2 separate regions of the Homo sapiens genome follow, and region 2 is linked to region 1. The links are chromatin loops, found by intact Hi-C in ENCODE. Cell type or tissue: MCF 10A. All regions are shown on one strand. Each heading gives the region's core, and the rest is flanking DNA. Links, peaks and the distances in the headings are about the cores only.

Region 1 (8,383 bases), core at 1,678-5,677:
GAAGCAGGCAGATCACGAGGTCAGGAGTTCGAGACCAGCCTGACCAGCATGGTGAAACCCCATCTCTACTAAAAGTACAAATAATTAGCCGGGCATGGTGGCGCGTGCTTGTAGTCTCAGCTACTCAGGAGGCTGAGGCAGGAGAATTGCTTGAACCCGGCAGGCGGAGGTTGCAGTGAGCCGAGATCGTGCCACCGCACTTCGGCCTGGGCGAGTGAGACTCCGTCTCAAAAAAAAAAAAAAGAAAAGAAAAAGAAAACTGCCCTGGTGGCCACTGATGGAGAAATGGAGGGACAGAGGCCAGGGAGGGAGACTCTCGCTGGGGCATGGAGGGCTTCCGGGCAACAGTGCAGCCCAAACAGAGTGGGCCTTGGCCAGAGGTGGACAAAGCCAGATGCTGAGGGTGGGGTGGGCACAGCGAGAGGCAGCCACACTAGCTGCTCCCGCTGGGCCAGGCCTGGTGGATGGTGTCATCCTCCCTCACATTCCTGGATCTCAGGGACACCACTTCCCCAGGCTCAAGCAGCTGAGTCATGAGTGTCCTCCCTTCAGGGGACCCAGCCATTGGCTTGGGTAGATTAGTTCTGATTTAACCCCAAAATAATGACTTAGTGGCTTTCCTAACTGCAGCCAGCTTTGCAGGGCCTCCGAGCTTTCAGGCCACCTCCCCTCCCAGATGCCCTTGAGCTGGACCTGAGAAGACCCGCCCAGAGGAAGGCGAGGAAGACTCCACAGGGGTGACAGGGGCCCAGACACCCCCTATCTGCATCAGGACCCATGTGAGCAGAGCTCACCCTGTTGTCGCCCTGGGCACTGTGGCCATCTGCCAAGGGACAGATAGATGGACCTTCCTAGTCCTCAGGCCTCAGGCCATCCACAGGGTAAACCCACATCCACCCACATCTCCTGGAGCCTCCCCCGCCTGGGAATGGGAGCGAATGACCCCATCACACTGGTCTGATGGATGAGTGAGCAGCACCCAGGAGGCCGGACGCGGGAGGCTTGGCCTGGCCGGCAGGGAGTGGGCGCCCTGGGCTGGGACCGGGTTTCCTGCTCCCCTCTGTCTAGGCTTTTCCTGGGGGACCTGGCCTTGGAGGCCAGCGCCTGAGGGCCCCGCAAGACAGTCAGTCTTGCTGTCACTCCCAATGCCATCTTGTGTCCCCTCTCCCCAGACCCCTCTGCTCTGGGAGACTGGTGAGTGAACACCTCGTGAGGTGCATCCTGTGTGGGCAGGATTCCGACCAAGTGCTCCGACGTGGAAGGAAAGAATGCACACTCAGGCAATCTGGGTGTGACCACCTTGCTGTCCTGCGATCTAGGGGATGAGAGGAGGTGACAAGGCCCAAGGGGGTCATGCCGCAGACATGCCCAGGCCCGGCCTGTGTGGTCAGCTGAGGGTCCTTTAGCTGCCCGTCTACTGTCCTCAGGTAGGATGCCTCGTGCTGGGAGCCAGGCCGCCCAGCACCCTTCCAGCCTCTGCTGACTCCAGCTGTGTGTCGTCGGGCATCTTACTCAACCTCTCTGTTTCTTGTCCTTCTGCGCCTAGGGTCATGATAGACCTTGCTTCCCAGCAAGCATGGAAGAGGCTGCGAAGAACAGCTGGTGCCCAGGAAACTGGGAAGCCCTGGCTAGGTCTCAGTGCTGTGGCTGCTGGTGTTCACACCATGGGCCAATGCTAGGGATTCACAGAGGCAGGGGATGGGGTCCCTGCTCCAGGGTTCTCCCAGTCTGAGGGGCAGACATGTGACTGATGTCAACTCTCCTGGGTGGCCTGGGGTGAGAGAGAGTGACTCATCCCTGGGTGCCTTGGGGACGGTGGCCCTAGGAGGGGACTCCCCTGGCCCTGAAGAGTTGTGTGGCATCCCAGGTAGAGGGGCTGGAGGGGTAAAGCCCACCGCCATGCTCCGAGCACGCTGAGGGCTTGGTGTGAGAGTGTGGTGGATGTGGGTTGGGTGGGCTGCGAGGCCTCCAGCCTCCCACCTGCCTGCCTTTATTGATTTCCAGGGATTCAGGACCTCAGACGCTGGGCCGGTGACAGGCCCCTGGGATTCTGGTCGCAGTCCAAAGGGTCTCTGGCCACCCTGGGCCTGATCAAGTCCTCCCTCTATCTGGATCTATTTCTCCGTCACCAAAAGTTGGCACTTGGGTTTAGTGGCTGACAGCCCTTCTGATTCTAACAGGAAGTGGCTCTGCAGGGTTCCGTCACGCACGCGCTGTGCTGGGGGTCCAGGAGAGGGCTCTAGGAGTCGGACGGTTGGTGGGGGAGGATGGAGTCTGGCTGCAGAGCCCAAGCATGTTTTGTGGGGGCCCGGCGGGTGAAGGGTGTCACAGCGATGGAGGTGCAAGGTGATAGATGAGAGAGGCAGTCCCAGCACAGGAACCCAAGCAGGCAGCACCTGCATGGCATGGCTCTCCCGCCCTCCATTCGCGGGGCGGCCTCCCATCCTCCATTCTGATGGTGACATTGAAAATGAAACGCCAGGACCCCAGCACCTGCATGGTGTGGCCCTTCCGTCCTCCATTCTTTTTTCTTTTACTTTTTTCTTTTTTTTTTTTTTTTTGAGACAGAGTCTTGCCCTGTCGCACAGGTTGGAGTGCAGTGGTGTGATCTCAGCTCACTGCAACCTCCGCCTCCCGAGTTCAAGCGATTCTTCTGCCTCATTCTCCCAAGTAGCTGAGACTACAGGCACCTGCCACCATGCTTGGCTAATTTTTGTGTTTTTAGGAGAGACGGGGTTTCACCATGTTGGCCAGGCTGGCCTCGAACTCCTGACCTCAGGTGATCCGCCTGCCTCGGCCTCCCAAAATGCTGGGATTACAGGCATGAGCCACCACGCCCGGCCTCCATCCACCCTTCTGATGGTGACATTGGAAATGCCAGGACCCCAGGGGTTCAGGTGGCCAACCCAGCTTCCAATCCACCCGTGTAGCCCCATGTGCCATGCCTTGGGTAGGTTGCCAGGGTTCTGAGCCTCTCCCTCCTTGTGTGAAAGCCCCTCTCCTGGATCTGGGCAGAGGGTGTGCACAGCCTCTGGAAGTGGCCTGGCGGGCGTGGGGGCTCAGTGAGCACAGGGCCTGGGCTTGCAGGTGAAGCCCGAGGAGGTGGTATGGCTCCACCTGGCTGCCCTGGGGACCCAAGGTGCGGGCATGGGCACTGGCCCTCTGCCCCAGGAGAACGGCTGCCGGCCTTGACATCTTGGCGCCTCCCCCGCTCCCTCAGCCCTGTCCCCTGCACCTAGGGCCCTGTAGGGGCATCCCAAACTGGCACCTTATTCCCGTGAACTGGGCCCTTCTCTTCAGTTTCCCTCAGTTAGGAAGCCAGGTCCCGTCTTTCTTTCTTTCTTTTTTTTTTTTTTTTTTTGAGACAGTCCAGCTCTGTCGGCCAGGCTGGAGTGCAGTGGCATGATCTCAGCTCACTGCAACCTCCATCTCCTGGGCTCAAGCAATTCTCCTGCCTCAGCCTCCTGAGTAGCTGGGATTACAGGTGTGTGCCACCATGCCCAGCTAAGTTTTGTATTTTTAGTAGAGACAAGGTTTCACCACGTTGGCCAGGCTGGTCAAGAACTCCTGACCTCAGGTAATCCGCCCGCCTCGGCCTCCCAAAGTGCTGGGATTACAGGCGTGAGCCACTGTGCCCGGCCACCAGGTCCCATTTTAGTGACCACCCCCACACCCCGAAGAATAATAAGCCTCGACCTTCCCCACCCACTCCTCCCCTCCTAGAGCCTGAAGCCCCAGGTGGCTGTTGACTGGAGGGGAGGGGAGCACTTTCCACTGGAATATCTGACTTCAAACCTCTCCGGCCCCAGCTTCCTGCAGGCTCTGCCCCCTGAAACTGACAACCCAGCTGTGAAGCGGCAAACATGATCATCCCTCTCTTGTGTGTGGGAGGGGTGAAGATTCAATGAAATATCACAAGTGACACTCTCACCCAGGGCTCCCAGAGAGGGTGGCCCCAGCCCTACGACACCCATGGCCCCAGGGGAGCTCATGACTTTGAGGGTGTCGGTGACCCTGGGGGTGCCCTGGCTCTGGACTGGGCCACCATGTGTCACTGCAGCCACCAGGGGGCAGCAGAGGGGAGCTGTTCTGCTTTCAGGAGCTGGTGCCTGTGCTTCCTGCAAGGAGGGGGGACAAGAAGGCCCCCGGGGTCACTCGAGGCCAGCAGAGGAGTCCAGACTCCGATCCCAGCTCCACTGCTGCCTCCCGCACGCCTGGAGCCAGCCCGGCCCTCATCTGTGCACGCAGGGTGTGCTGCACCCCACCAGGCATCTCCAACTCGGAGATTCAGCTGCAGCCCTGGCCGTCAGACCCACGGGCCCTGAAGTCCAGGGGGCCCTCTCGCCCGCCTCCTGTCTGCAGATGGGGAAATTGAGGCCCAGCCAGGGCAGGGGATTTGCCGACGTTTCGCAACAAATTCGAGTCAGAAATAGGCCCAGCTGGGCCTGCCGGCGCGGAGGCCCGCTCGGGACACTGCTGGCCAACGCAGGGCCCAGCACGGTCCCAGTCACACCCACAGCAGGGTCCTGCCAGCCTTCTCCGCTCTCCCCTGGGGGAAGTGACCCTCCTCCACCTCCCAGAGCCCACGTGAGTCCGCAGGAGGCCCCCCTGGGCCAGGTGCCAGGTGCCGAGTGGCTGCCTCCAACTCGGGGGCTGCTATGCAAGGATGTTTCCAGTTCTCCGGGTCCTTCCTTCCACCTGGGAGGTCCGGGGCTGCCGGGCCATGCTGGTCCCTGTGGCCCTAGGGCCCGCCCAGCGCAGGGCCTGGCAGGGAGAGGGGGAAACGTGGGTGAGGGAAGTGAGTCACCCCTTGGGACACTTCCCTGCTCAGTTCCTGCCTCTCAGCAGCTTCTGCGAGGCAGGTCACACCTGCAGGGGAGCCTGGCAGCGCTAGGAGAGGCAAGGGGTGGGGGTGCCGCCTTTTCATGGGGCCAAGAGGGGCCCTGAGAGGGACACCGGGTGGACAGCCCCAGGGGCCTCCTTGCTCGGCCAGCCGGCATCTCCCCCTGCTCCCAGCATAGGAGGGCCGGTGGCCTGAGTGCTCTGCTCCGTGCCCGGAAAAGACTCATGTTCCAGGAAAAAGCCGCTTGGCAGGTCGGAGCAAGCTCATGGTGCTGTTCCCAGACCCGATGCGATGCGTGTGGAGGGAGGCCTGCCCTTGCCCCCAGGGCTGCAGGGCGAGAACAGACCTTGATTCCTGCTATAACCCTGGGCACGGCCTCTGTTTCTCCGCGTGTGCCCGGGGGCGGCGTGTTCTCAGGGCAGGGGCCTCTAAGGATCAGAGTGAGGCTGCAGGCCCAGGCTGAGGCCTGCACCACCTCGGCCGGGAGATGAGTAAATGTCTGGGTCCCCCTGGCCACTCCAGAGTGAGGCCGCCAAGCCTCCGGCCTGAAGTCCGGCTCCTGTTCTCAGCCTGCCAGGCCCTTGTGCGGTGGCGTCGGGCAGGCAGGGCAGGGAGGCCACGGCAGCCATCTTCCCGGGGAGCTGGGGCCTGGCCAGCAGCGTTTCCCAGTGGCCTCCTCCTGTGCTCCGAGCTGCATTACCTCATCGGGAAGCCATTCCAGAAAGGAGCTGCGGAGCCCCTGGGAGTGGGAGTGGGGAGAGCTGCGTCAGCGCCCTCCTGGCAGCCTCGGTGCCAGACGAGGGCAGGCGTCACGCCTCCGGGTGTCTGCCTGCCGAGCGACTGCTGGGAGAGCAGCTGGCTTTTGTCAGCGTTTCGGGGTGACCGGGCTGGGCTGCAGCAGGCAGGTGGCGTGGCACGGCCCATGGCCGGCCAGCTACCAGGTGGGCAGAGGATCTATTTCAAGAGCCGGAACCAAATGGCCAGGCATGAGGGGAAGCCAGGTGCAAACTCAGTGGCAGAGACCAAGCCCTGACCCCGCAGTCCCAGGCCTCAGTTTCCCCTCAGGCCAGCCCTCCTCCCAGCACCTGTCCTCTGCTTCCTATAGCCACAAAGAGCACCAGACACGAGTGAGCAGGTGACTACACTCCCTGCTGCCCGCTGGTGTAAGCCAGAGGCCCTGCCACCCACAGCTGGCCTCCAGAGGCCTTTCTGGACCACAGGGTCAGGGCTGAGAGGGGTGGGGGTGGCAGGGGCAGCTGAGGTGCTGGAGAGGGAGGACAAGCTTCCTGCCTGTGGAGGAGACAAGGGCAGCTCCCAACCCTGCTCCTAGCCTTCCTGCCAAGTTTGGATTCCAGAAACACCTCTTGGTGCCTCAGTTTTCTCATCTGTTTTGTGTGTGTGTGTGTGTGTGTGTGTGTGTTTTGTAGATAGGGTCTTTCTCTGTCACCCAGGCTGGAGTGCTGTGGTGCGATCATGGCTCACTGCAACCTCTACCTCCTGGGCTCAAGCAATCCTCCCGCCTCAGTCTCTCGAGTAGCTGGGACCACAGGTGCACACCACCATGCCTGGCTAATTTTTGTTTGTTGGTTCATTTTTGTAGCGACAGGGTCTCCCTATGTTGCCCATACTGGTCTCAAACTCAGCTCAAGTGATCTGCCCGCCTCAGCTTCCCAAAGTGCTGGGATTACAGGCATGAGCCACTGCGCCCAGCCCGGCTTTCTCATCTGTAAAATGGGTTGACAATGCCCACCCAGATAATGGTTGAAAGGACTCGTGAAACCACGTAGGAGGCACAGGCAGACAGGCACTTGTGGGGGTCCATGAATGAGCCTCAGTGCCAGCTCCCCCAGGCCAGCTTCCAGCCTTCACACTGTCTGGGCCAGAGGAGTCTTCCTAAAACAGAGGACTGTGTGGAGCACTTCTCCACAGAGAAGCCTCTTGCCTCAAGTCAGTGACACTGTCCTCCAGCCCCACCCAACTGTACATGTGCCCAAGCTCATCATACTTTTCCTCAAACCCTGTCTGTCAGGAAAACTCCTACTCACCCCGCAAAACTCCATGTGAGATGCCCACTCGCTCATCTAAAATGCCTCACAGGATTACTCTAAGAACCAAAGAAGAATATACATGTGTGAACACATGGGCATGGTTGCCAAGTGAGGGGCATCACATTCATGACTGTCCCCATTACTTATTAGAGCAACCATAACCAAGAATGCAGCGGTGGGCAGGAAGTGTTACTGGGGATAGGAATTAGCAGGAAGTTTTTCTGGCTTGGAATTTAAGCCCAACTTTGGCAGATGGCAGAATTTTCAGAGAGGAAAGGAGGAAATTGGAGGCTAGTGTGGCAGTGTTAAATATGGCTGCAAAGTCCTTGGTCCTTCTCCCATTGAAGCGTGGGCCCTATGGCCTCTCCTCTTGAATCCAGGTGGGCTTGTGACTACTTCAGCCAAGACAATGCGGCAGAAGTGTTGTTGGGTAACTTCCAAGGCTCACTCATAAAAGACCATATGGCTTATAACTTGGAGTCCTAAGTTGCCATCTAAGAAGGAAGTTCAACAACCTGAGACTTCCATGCTGTGAGGAAGCCCAAGCTCCATGAGGAGTCACATGGGGGTGCACTGGTTGACAGTTCCAGCCTTCCAGCCAGCCCAGCCCAGGCACCAGCCATGCGAATGCAGAAGCCATCTTGGAAGTGGATCCACCAGCAGCAGGTGTCCCGGCCCCCAGCCATTTGAGTTGTCTCGGGTGAGCCACTGAACCACACAGAGTAGAGTGGAGTTGTCCCTACTGTGCCCTTTCAGGACAGAATTCCTGAGCGTAATAAAGTGGCTGTAGTTTTAGTCACTGTTTTGGGGCTGTTTGTTATGCAGCACTAATTAACTAGAACAGGTGAGAAGATCAGAACTTCCTGGTGCTTAAAGCCAGCCACACAGCCCCTCGAAGCAAGATTGTCTTAATCTGGAAGTCAGTCCCAAGAACAGGTTCTCCCCAGTGCTCTCAGCATTCCCCACCCCAGCCTGGCCCATAAGCAGTGCTTGGGGCATGCGGGGTTGCTGGAGCACTCCCAAGCCACTCCCAACACCTGGAAGGAGCCTCCCCTCCTCAGGATTCTCAGCGGCGTTTGCAGCTTGGATGACTGTGGACCCAGAAGCTCTGGGGAGTTATCCAGGTTCTATGTGGCATGAGTATCCCTCTGTGCCTCAGTTTTCCACCCATGGAATAGGGCACGAAACTCATAATCTCTCTGATCCCTCTCGGCTCCTACCCCACCTTCCTGGAGGCCTTGTTCATTCTCATGTGTGTCTCCCCCACATCCTCTTACCCATGTGACTCTGCCTGCCATGAAAGCAGGAGTCATGACTGCAGTCTCACGGTTGAATGTTCTGCACCTGGCACCCAGCCTAGGCCAGAGGATGGATGCCACACCACTGGTGTTTTCTGAATGAATCAATGAGTCAGTCAATAAATGGAGTGAATGAATGAACAAAAGAAAGAACTCTTTCTATACTCACTCGATCCATTAATGTCCCCTCCCAT
Region 2 (8,383 bases), core at 2,075-6,074, 540 kb after region 1:
GACTACAGGCACATACCACTATGCTTGGCTAATTTTTTCTTTTTAATGTTTGTAGTGACAGGGTCTTGCTACATTGCCCAGACTGGTCTCAAACTCCCAACCTCAAGCTATCTTCCCTCCTCAGCCTCCCAGAGTGCTGGCATTACAGGCATAAGCCTCTATGTCTGGCCTTATTTATTTATTTATTTATTTATTTTTGTTTCACTCTTGTCACCCAGGATGGAATGCAATGGCACGATCTTGGCTCACTGCAACCTCCAACTCCCAGGTTCAAGCGATTCTCCTGCCTCAGCCTCCCATGTAGCTGGGATTACAGGCATGCGCCACCACACCTGGCTAATTTTTTGTACTTTTAGTAGAGATGATGTTTCTCCATGTTGGTCAGGGTGGTCACGAACTCCTGACCTCAGGTGATCCACCCACCTCAGCCTCCCAAAGTACTGGGATTACAGGCATGAGCCACTGCGCCCGGCAAAACCTGCATTTTCTTGCACCATCTCTATCTCTAAGAGAAGTCTGAGTGACCTACATTTAAGTTCTCAAGTTAAACTATTACATTTCCCTGCAACCTTGGTGCGGTGGCTCACGCCTGTAATCCCAGCACTTTGGGAGGCCGAGGCGGGCGGATCATGAGGTCAGGAGATGGAGACCATCCTGGCTAACACGGCGAAACCCTGTCTCCACTAAAAACACAAAAAAATTAGCCGGGCGTAGTGGCGGGTGTCTGTAGTCCCAGCTATTCGGAAGGCTGAGGCAGGAGAATGGCGTGAACCCGGGAGGCGGAGCTTGCAGTGAGCCGAGATCGTGCCACTGCACTCCAGCCTGGGTGACAGAGTGAGACTCCGTCTCAAAAAAAAAAAAATGAGATCAAGGGCCAGGTACGGTGGCACATGCCGGCAATCCCAACACTTTGGGAGGCCAAGGTGGGTGGATCACTTGAGCCCAGGAGTTCAGGACCAGCCTGGGTAACATAATGAAACCCCATCTCTAAAAAAAAAAAATTTTTTTTTTTTTGAGACGGACTCTCACTCTGTCCCCAGGCTGGAGTGCAATGGCGCAATCTCAGCTCACTGCAACCTCCACCTCCCGGGTTCAAGCGATTCTCCTTGATCTCCTCCTCAGCCTCCTGAGTGGCTGGGACTACAGGTGTGCACCACCACGCCCAGCTAATTTTTGTATTTTTAGTAGAGATGGGGTTTCACCATGTTGGCCAGGATGGTCTCAATCTCTTGACTTCGTGATCTGCCCACCTCAACCTCCCAAAGAGCTGGGATTACAGGTGTGAGCCATTGCACCCGGCCCAAAAAATAAATGTAAAAAGAAAAAAAAAAGGAGACACACTTCACATATCTTAAAAATTACCCACTTTAAAGTGTACAATTCAATGCTTTCAGTATAGTCACAGAGTTGTGTAGTCATCACCGCTATCTAATTCCAGAACATTGGATCACCCCAAAAAGAAGCCCCAAAGTCATCATCAATCCCCTGCCAGCCCCCAGCAACTGATAACTGGCTTCCTGACTCTATGGATTTGCCTGTCCTGGGTGGTTTGTGTCAGTGGAGTCACACACTGTGTGGCCTCTTGGGCCTGGCTGCTTTCTCAGCATCACATTTCACTGTTCCTGCACATTGGGGCATAAATTGGTGCTTCCTTCCTTTTGAAGGCTGAGTAACGTGTCACGCTGTGGATACACTACAGTTTGTTTATCTACTCATCAGCCAGTGGGGATTTGGGCTGTTTCCACTTTTGGACTCTTTTGAATACCCTCCCTTCCTTTTGAGTGGAGAAAAAAGGGCAAGACATTCCCTCTGCAAAATTGCACACAAAATCTTTTTTAAAATTATTCTTTTTATATTTTGGCATTGTAACTACTACTAACCATGCTGTCATCAACGGCTCAAAGAGGACTTTCCCTGGGGACTTTCCTCTGCCCCTGCTGGGTATAGGGAGGAGCACTAAAGTTGCCCTGAGGGCCAGGCACGGTGGCTCATGACCGTAATCCCAGCACTTTGGGAGGCCAAGGTAGGTGGATCACCTGAGGTCAGGAGTTCGAGACCAACCTGGCCAACATGGTGAAACCCCATGTCTACTAAAAACACAAAAATTAGCTGGGCGTGGTGGTGCGCACGTGTAGTCCCAGCTACTCAGGAACCTGAGGCAAGAGAATTGCTTGAACCGGGGAGGCAGAGATTGCAGTGAGCTGAGATCAAGCCACTGCACTCCAGCCTGGGTGACAGAGCGAGACTCCGTCTCAAAAAAAGAAAAAAACTGTTCTGAGGTAGGATTGGCAGATTGGGGGTGGGGGAAGCCAGTGGCCCCTACTTTTCTGTCCCCTCCTAACACGCTCACCCACCCCCTGATGCTGTTGCTGGACAGGAGGGCCACCCACCGCAGCAGCCGTGAGTTGATGACACTCTGCCAGCCTGGCCTTGTCCTCCCTGGCCCCCCGCTTATGTCCTGATTGGAATGGGGAAGCAAGAACAACCACACTTGAACCACCCACTGTCTCCTTTCCTTCATGCACATTCAGCCATTCATTCAATATTCATTCAATACCGTGGTAGACATGGACACCCCTCCCCCCACAGAGAGATTATTGTCATGGGAGAATACAGACAGTACATGTCAGATTATTTTTTTCTCTTCCTGAACTTGCAAAACTTTTCTGGGGTGCAAGAGAGATGGGCAGGTGATTGTGGGCAAGAACGATTCTACAGGAATGGGAGAGACCCAGAAAAGCTAGAGACAGTGTCAGCATTCTAATTATTATTATTGGTTTTGTTTTTGTTGTTTTTTTTGAGACACAATCTTGCCCTGTTGCCCAGGCTGGAGTGCAGTGGTGCGATCTCGGCTCACTGCAACCTCCGCCTCCCCGGTTCAAGCGATCCTCCTGCCTCAGCCTCCTGAGTAGCTGAGATCACTCCCGGCTAATTTTTTTGCATTTTTAGTAGAGATGGGATTTCACCATGTTGGCCAGGCTGGTCGCAAACTCCTGACCTCAAGTGATCCGCCCCGCCTTGGCCTCCCAGTGCTGAGATTGCCGCATCCTAATTATATCATTGTATCTTCTTTTTAAAGATTAAAAGACAGACGGCAACACTGGGGTTGCAGAGCTCAGGAGCCAGTCCTGGCCCCCTGCCTCCTCCCTCATGAGGTTCCCCTGATCCCCAGGACATCGGCTTCCACATCTGCACATCTGGGAGACAAATGCACCATCAGGGAGGGCAAATCATACCTGGGAAGGGCCTGACTCCAGCAGTTTCAGCAGTGGCTGAAAGATCATGGCTATTTTTGCCATCATTACAATGGAATGTCCACTCCCTCCAGCCACCTCCACAGCAATCAACACCGGTGTCCAGCCACTCTACATGGACGTGTGGGGAACAGAGCACAGGCCTCTTGGCTTGGCTGTGGTCACCGGGAGGGAGCAGGGAGGGACAGCTGCCAAGAGGATGGGGGAGGGAGCCTGCTACTCAGGAACGCTGGGGCAAGACATGAGACAAAGGGCTGCCTTCACCCACCAGTAGGAGCCTGACCCTGAGCCCAAAGAAACTGCCCACCTGTGTGCTGACCCCAGGGCCTGAGGACAGGTCCCCAAGTGGACGTCTCAAAGAGAGTCCCACATTCCAGGGCACATGGGAACTATGGCCTTCTGGCAGCTGGAGGGCAGCAGGAAGGGCACAGCTGTCTGAGACCCGTGTGGCTTCCCAGAAAGAGGTGCCACCCCTGAGGAGGCACCGGTGCTCACGGACTCCTGGTTGCCAGTCTTGCCAGGGCAAAAAGGCAAGCGAAGGAAACCCTCTCTTCGTGGGGCACTCTGCCTTGCAGTGTCAGGTGAGATCCCGGGGGGAAAGCTGGCTTGAGCTCCTCTGGAATGTGCAGGGAGGACTCCGTCAGGCCCGGCTCTGCCTCCAAGCTGGGCAGCAGGCGAGCCCCAGAGCTCCACCAGCCCCACTGGCAGAGGAGGGCCCTCACGAGGCAGGAGCCCATGATTCATGCCCTGCTGGAATTTGTCGAGCATGCCGAGATTTGCAGCTCCTCCGAGATTGGGTCCTGCCCTGATCAAAAGAAAAGAAGATGGATGAGGACACTATAAATAGGCCAGAGCCACCCAGCTGGCCTCGGGGATGCAGGCGGTATGTGTTCTGGGCTCTCACGAAGCTAAGAAACTCTAAATCCAAGGTGACATCGTGGCACACCGCCACCTGCTTCAGGGGGACACAGGGGACAAGGAGGAGCTATTGGCAGAGCGCTCGGTTCCTGCAAGTTCCAACTTCTGCTAAAATTGGTTAATTGGTTCCTTTGCATGATTCAGGGCACACAGGCTTCTCTGTCCACAAAATTTGCTCGCCTGCACACCCAGAGAAATGGACTTGGCTTGGTTTTTCTGAACTTTTGCCTCTGCGGAATCAGCAGTGGACGTGTGAGCTGGGGCCTCTGTCCCTGTCATGTGAGGAGGTCAGGCAGGACAAGCAGGAAGCACTGGGCAATGAGTCAGGAGGCCTGGTGGGGAGCTTGGGTGAGTCTGTTTTCCTCTCTGGACCTCAGTCTTCTCCTCTGGTTGATGTAATAAAATCCTACAAACTGAGTCTTTTTTTTTTTTTTTGAGACAGAGTCTTACTCTCTCACCCAGGCTGGAGTGCAGTAACATGATCTCAGCTCACTGCAACCTTCATCTCCCGGGTTCAAGCAATTCTCCTGCCTCAGCCTCCTGAGTAGCTGGGATTACAGGCATGCACCACCATGCCCGGCTAATTTTTGTATTTTTAGTAGAGACAAGGTTTCACCATGTTGGCCAGGCTGGTCTCGAACTCCTGACCTCAGGTGATCCACCCGCCTTGGCCTCCCAAAGTACTAGGATTACAGGTATGAGCCACTGCACCCAGCCACACAAACTTAGTGTTTTGTTTTGTTTTGTTTTGTTTTGAGACAGAGTCTCGCTGTGTCGCCAGCTGGAGTGCAGTGGCGCGATCTCAGCTCACTGCAAGCTCCACCTCCTGGGTTCATGCCATTCTCCTGCCTCAGCCTCCCGAGTAGCTGGGACTACAGGTGCCCACCACCACGCCCGGCTAATTTTTTTTTTCTTAGTAGAGACAGGGTTTTACCGTGTTAACCAGGATGGTCTCGATCTCCTGAACTTGTGATCCGCCCGCCTCAGCCTCCCAAAGTGCTGGGATTACAGGCGTGAGCCACCACGCCCGGCCCAAACTTAGTCTTAAAGTTAACTTAGTCTTAAACAAGATGCTGATTATCTGCTGGTTGCGGAGGTCAGCGGTCTGAGATGGCTCTCTCTACATCTCTACATGGGTGAACGTCACAATGTCTGCCTTGTTGGGGTCAAGCCAGGTTCTGCTGGGAAGCCAGTGCTCGTGGTCTGCCAGAGTCCAGGACGGGGCTGTGCAGTCGGCAGGAGGGTGAGTGATCCATCAGTGTCACTCCTGGCCAGGGTGTTCTGGGAGGAGAAGGGGGGCTTTGTTTGAGTGGAAGCCAGGAGCATTCCCAAGGCTGGCCTTTGGGGGGTACCCACTGTGACCCCCAAATCCTCACCACACTTCAGAGATGCTTCCTGAGGCCAAGACTGGGGCAAAGCTGCTTCATTTCATCTGGGCCATGCACCATTGTTGGGGGCCTGCCTGTGCCCAGCCCTGTGCTGGACTCTGCCCCTAATTTTTCAGATATGTGGCCCGCCCTTGGTAAGTCCCGTCTGCTGTGCTGGGGAGACAGACATACACACATACTCGGTCAAATACTGTGGAGCAAAACCAAGGGACAGGTCACTCTAGAGAGACAGTGAAGGGGGGTGTCTGTGAAAGCTGTCCAGGGTAACTGGGTTTTGAAGGTTCTCCAGGCAGACAAGAATGTTGAATTCCAGCCAAGGGGAAAAACATATACAAAGACCTAGAGGAATCAAACAGACTCTGTGTGGCAGGGGAGAATTTGTGACTATAGGCAATTTAATATTACTGAGGGGTGAAATCGTAGGGGTGGAGAGTAGGGTGGGAGTTGAGGCCAGAGGTAGGCAGGGGTGGGTTAAGGGGTCTGGCCTTTGTACTGCAGGCACTGGGGATTTTCAGCTGTAGAGGGACAAGGTCAGCTGTGCATCTGAGAGCATGGGTGGCTGGAGAAGAGCAGGGGTCGGGGAGGAGACCAGTTGAGCATAGAACCAGAGGCCCATGGTGAGATGTTGCCGGAGGACACAGGTGAAGAGGCGGCTTTCCATCCTGAAAGGATGTCTGCCCAGCATAACACACAGGGCACCAGAACCCACCCACAATGACTCTGGCCAGCCAAGAGGTGGGTTACCCCAAAGTCCCACCCAGGAGCTTCTTTGGTGGAGGAGGGGACTACTGTCCCCAGGCTGCCAGTCTCAGAGATAACGAGAGTTCTTGTCTTTCTCATAGTCAGCAGTTCCAACATTTGAGAGTCACTGCTCACCCACCTGCAGTGATGAGGGGGGTTGAATCTCTTTGTTTCTGCCTCTGTAAATGTGGACACCTGGCCCCTTTACTGTGGCAATACTGGCGGGTGAAGCCCCCCAACCCGTGTGGAGAAGGGGCTCCGAGAGGCCCCCGCTCCCGCACCCCAGTCAGGTGAATATGATCGTGTCCTTTTGTGATCAGCGTGGGGACAGCAGCAGGAATTAGAGCAGTGGGACAGGCACCAGCACCCACTCCTTCAGGCCGGGCTTTCTCCCCATCTCCCACCCCGTTCACTCCTGCAAGGGGCTCTTCTCTGGCCAGTGAGGCGAAGGCCAGAGGAGAGGGGTGGGGATGCCTATCCTGTCCTACCTGCCTTCACCGCGGAGCAGGGCAGTCGGGGCCAGTCCATGCGGCAGGTTCTGCCTCCCGGGACAAGCCCAGAGCCAGGCAGCCTTTCTCACTGGGTCCGTCTGGGTGGGCTCCTGGAGGTGGGGATGGCATCTCCAAGGAAAGGACTGGAGGTGAGGCTTGTGGAGGGGAAGGCAGACCTGGGGCAGGAGGGAGGGATTCCAGAAGCTTCTGGATGGGAGGTGGACTGCAGGGAATGTGGGATCTCCCCAGAGAGAGGCCAGACATCCCCGGTGTCGGGAGCTGGGCCATGGAGGGGGAGTTTGGTGAATGCCCTGGCCATGGCCCAACAGGACAGAGCTTTGGCTTTAGTGTAAATCAGAATCTCCCCTCTAATTTTGGGGTGTGGACATGGTAACAAATTGGGGCTCTTCCGGGAAATAAGAGGGGGACGGACCCCACATTTCCAGGGTCCAAAAAAACTCTACCTCCCTCTATGCCCCACATGCCCAGAGAAGGTGTAGCTTCTCTGCTTTGCCTGTAACCCTCTGAGTGTCCTCCTGAGCCCCTTCTGCTGGGCAGTGGGCACAAAACGAGGCCAGCCCAGCTGGGCACAGTGGCTCATGCCTGTAATCCCAGCACTTTGGGAGGCCGAGGTGGGCAGATCATGAGGTCAGGAGTTTGAGACCAGCCTGACCAACATGGTGAAACCCCATCCCTACTAAAAACACAAAAATTAGCCAGGCATGGTGGCATGCGCCTGTAATCCCAGCTACTCAGGAGGCTGAGGCCAGAGAATCACTTGAACCCGGGAGGAGGAGGTTGCAGTGAGCCAAGATCACGCCATTGCACTCCAGCCTGGGCGTTCTGAGTGAGACTCCATCTAAAAAAAAAACAAAAAACAAAAAACCGAGGCCAGCCCTGTGACATCAGACCCCAGATCCCTCCCCTCCTCCACTGCCGTCTCTCCAGTTTCTGGGTGCTTGAGGGGATGATGTGGCTTATGTGGCCGCCTGGTGACAGGGGTTCTCAGGGCCTCCAGCCTGAGTCTCTGCCTCCTCATCCTCCAGCCTGCTGTCCCCTGAAGGACCCATGTCCCGCTGTCCTGGCTCCCGCTGGCGTTGGCAGGTGGGGGGCTAGGGACAGGTCTCCTGGCCTCAGCTTGCCCTAGAACTTGGACCCTCCATCTGCTACCCCCTGCTCCCATGCTGCTGCAGGCCCCGACAGTCTCCTAGCCGCTTCTGGGTCCCAGGAATGCCAAGCCCCTAGCCTCCAGCTCTCTGGCCACACGGACCACATTGCACAGGCTGGTGCTGGAGCAGCCCATGAGGCCATCTCCGTCTGGGGAGCAGAATTCTGACACGGACCCAAAAGGAGCTTTGTGGCTCTCTGCAGAGCTGATGGCCCAGGAAGCATCTCATTTTTAAAGCAATAATGCCACTAGATGGACAGAGCTGAGGAAATGCTACATGGCCGGGACAGGCGAGGGTGGGTCCAGCAGCTGGAAGCCCCCTGGATCGAGGGCAGTCCTCCCGTGGGGCTGTGGGGAGACTTCTCCCTCTCTCCCTCAAAATGGCCTCCCTTAGCCCCTGCCTTTCTTCTTCTTCCTCTCTCT

The links. Peaks named below come from ENCODE experiments on the same cell type or tissue, not always from the same donor. Only the 100,000 strongest peaks of a DNase experiment are listed, where the experiment ranks them.
Region 2: a loop joins it to region 1, with 15 times the contacts of the local background. A loop is called at or near these places in 24 of 110 quality-filtered maps.

What each region holds. Positions count from the first base shown.
Region 1 is chr22:46,002,450-46,010,832 of GRCh38, forward strand. It overlaps the pseudogene LOC730668. Among named protein-coding and RNA genes, the nearest start is that of WNT7B, 29 kb to the left of the region's middle. RefSeq lists an enhancer at 3,828-4,819. In MCF 10A, for the core only: a CTCF peak has its summit at 4,060 (motif pointing right); DNase peaks (open chromatin) are centred at 4,112, 4,792, 5,112, 5,572 and 1 weaker place.
Region 2 is chr22:46,543,609-46,551,991 of GRCh38, forward strand. LINC02925 (long intergenic non-protein coding RNA 2925) reads left to right here. Exons shown (of 2, transcript NR_186692.1): 2 at 3,080-4,589. LOC105373075 (a long non-coding RNA gene) reads left to right here and starts at 5,140. Exons shown (of 2, transcript XR_938316.2): 1 at 5,140-5,415. RefSeq lists enhancers at 3,030-6,355, 3,210-3,731, 3,732-4,251, 7,502-8,003, 8,004-8,383. In MCF 10A, for the core only: no CTCF peak of the experiment used is centred there; a DNase peak (open chromatin) is centred at 3,993.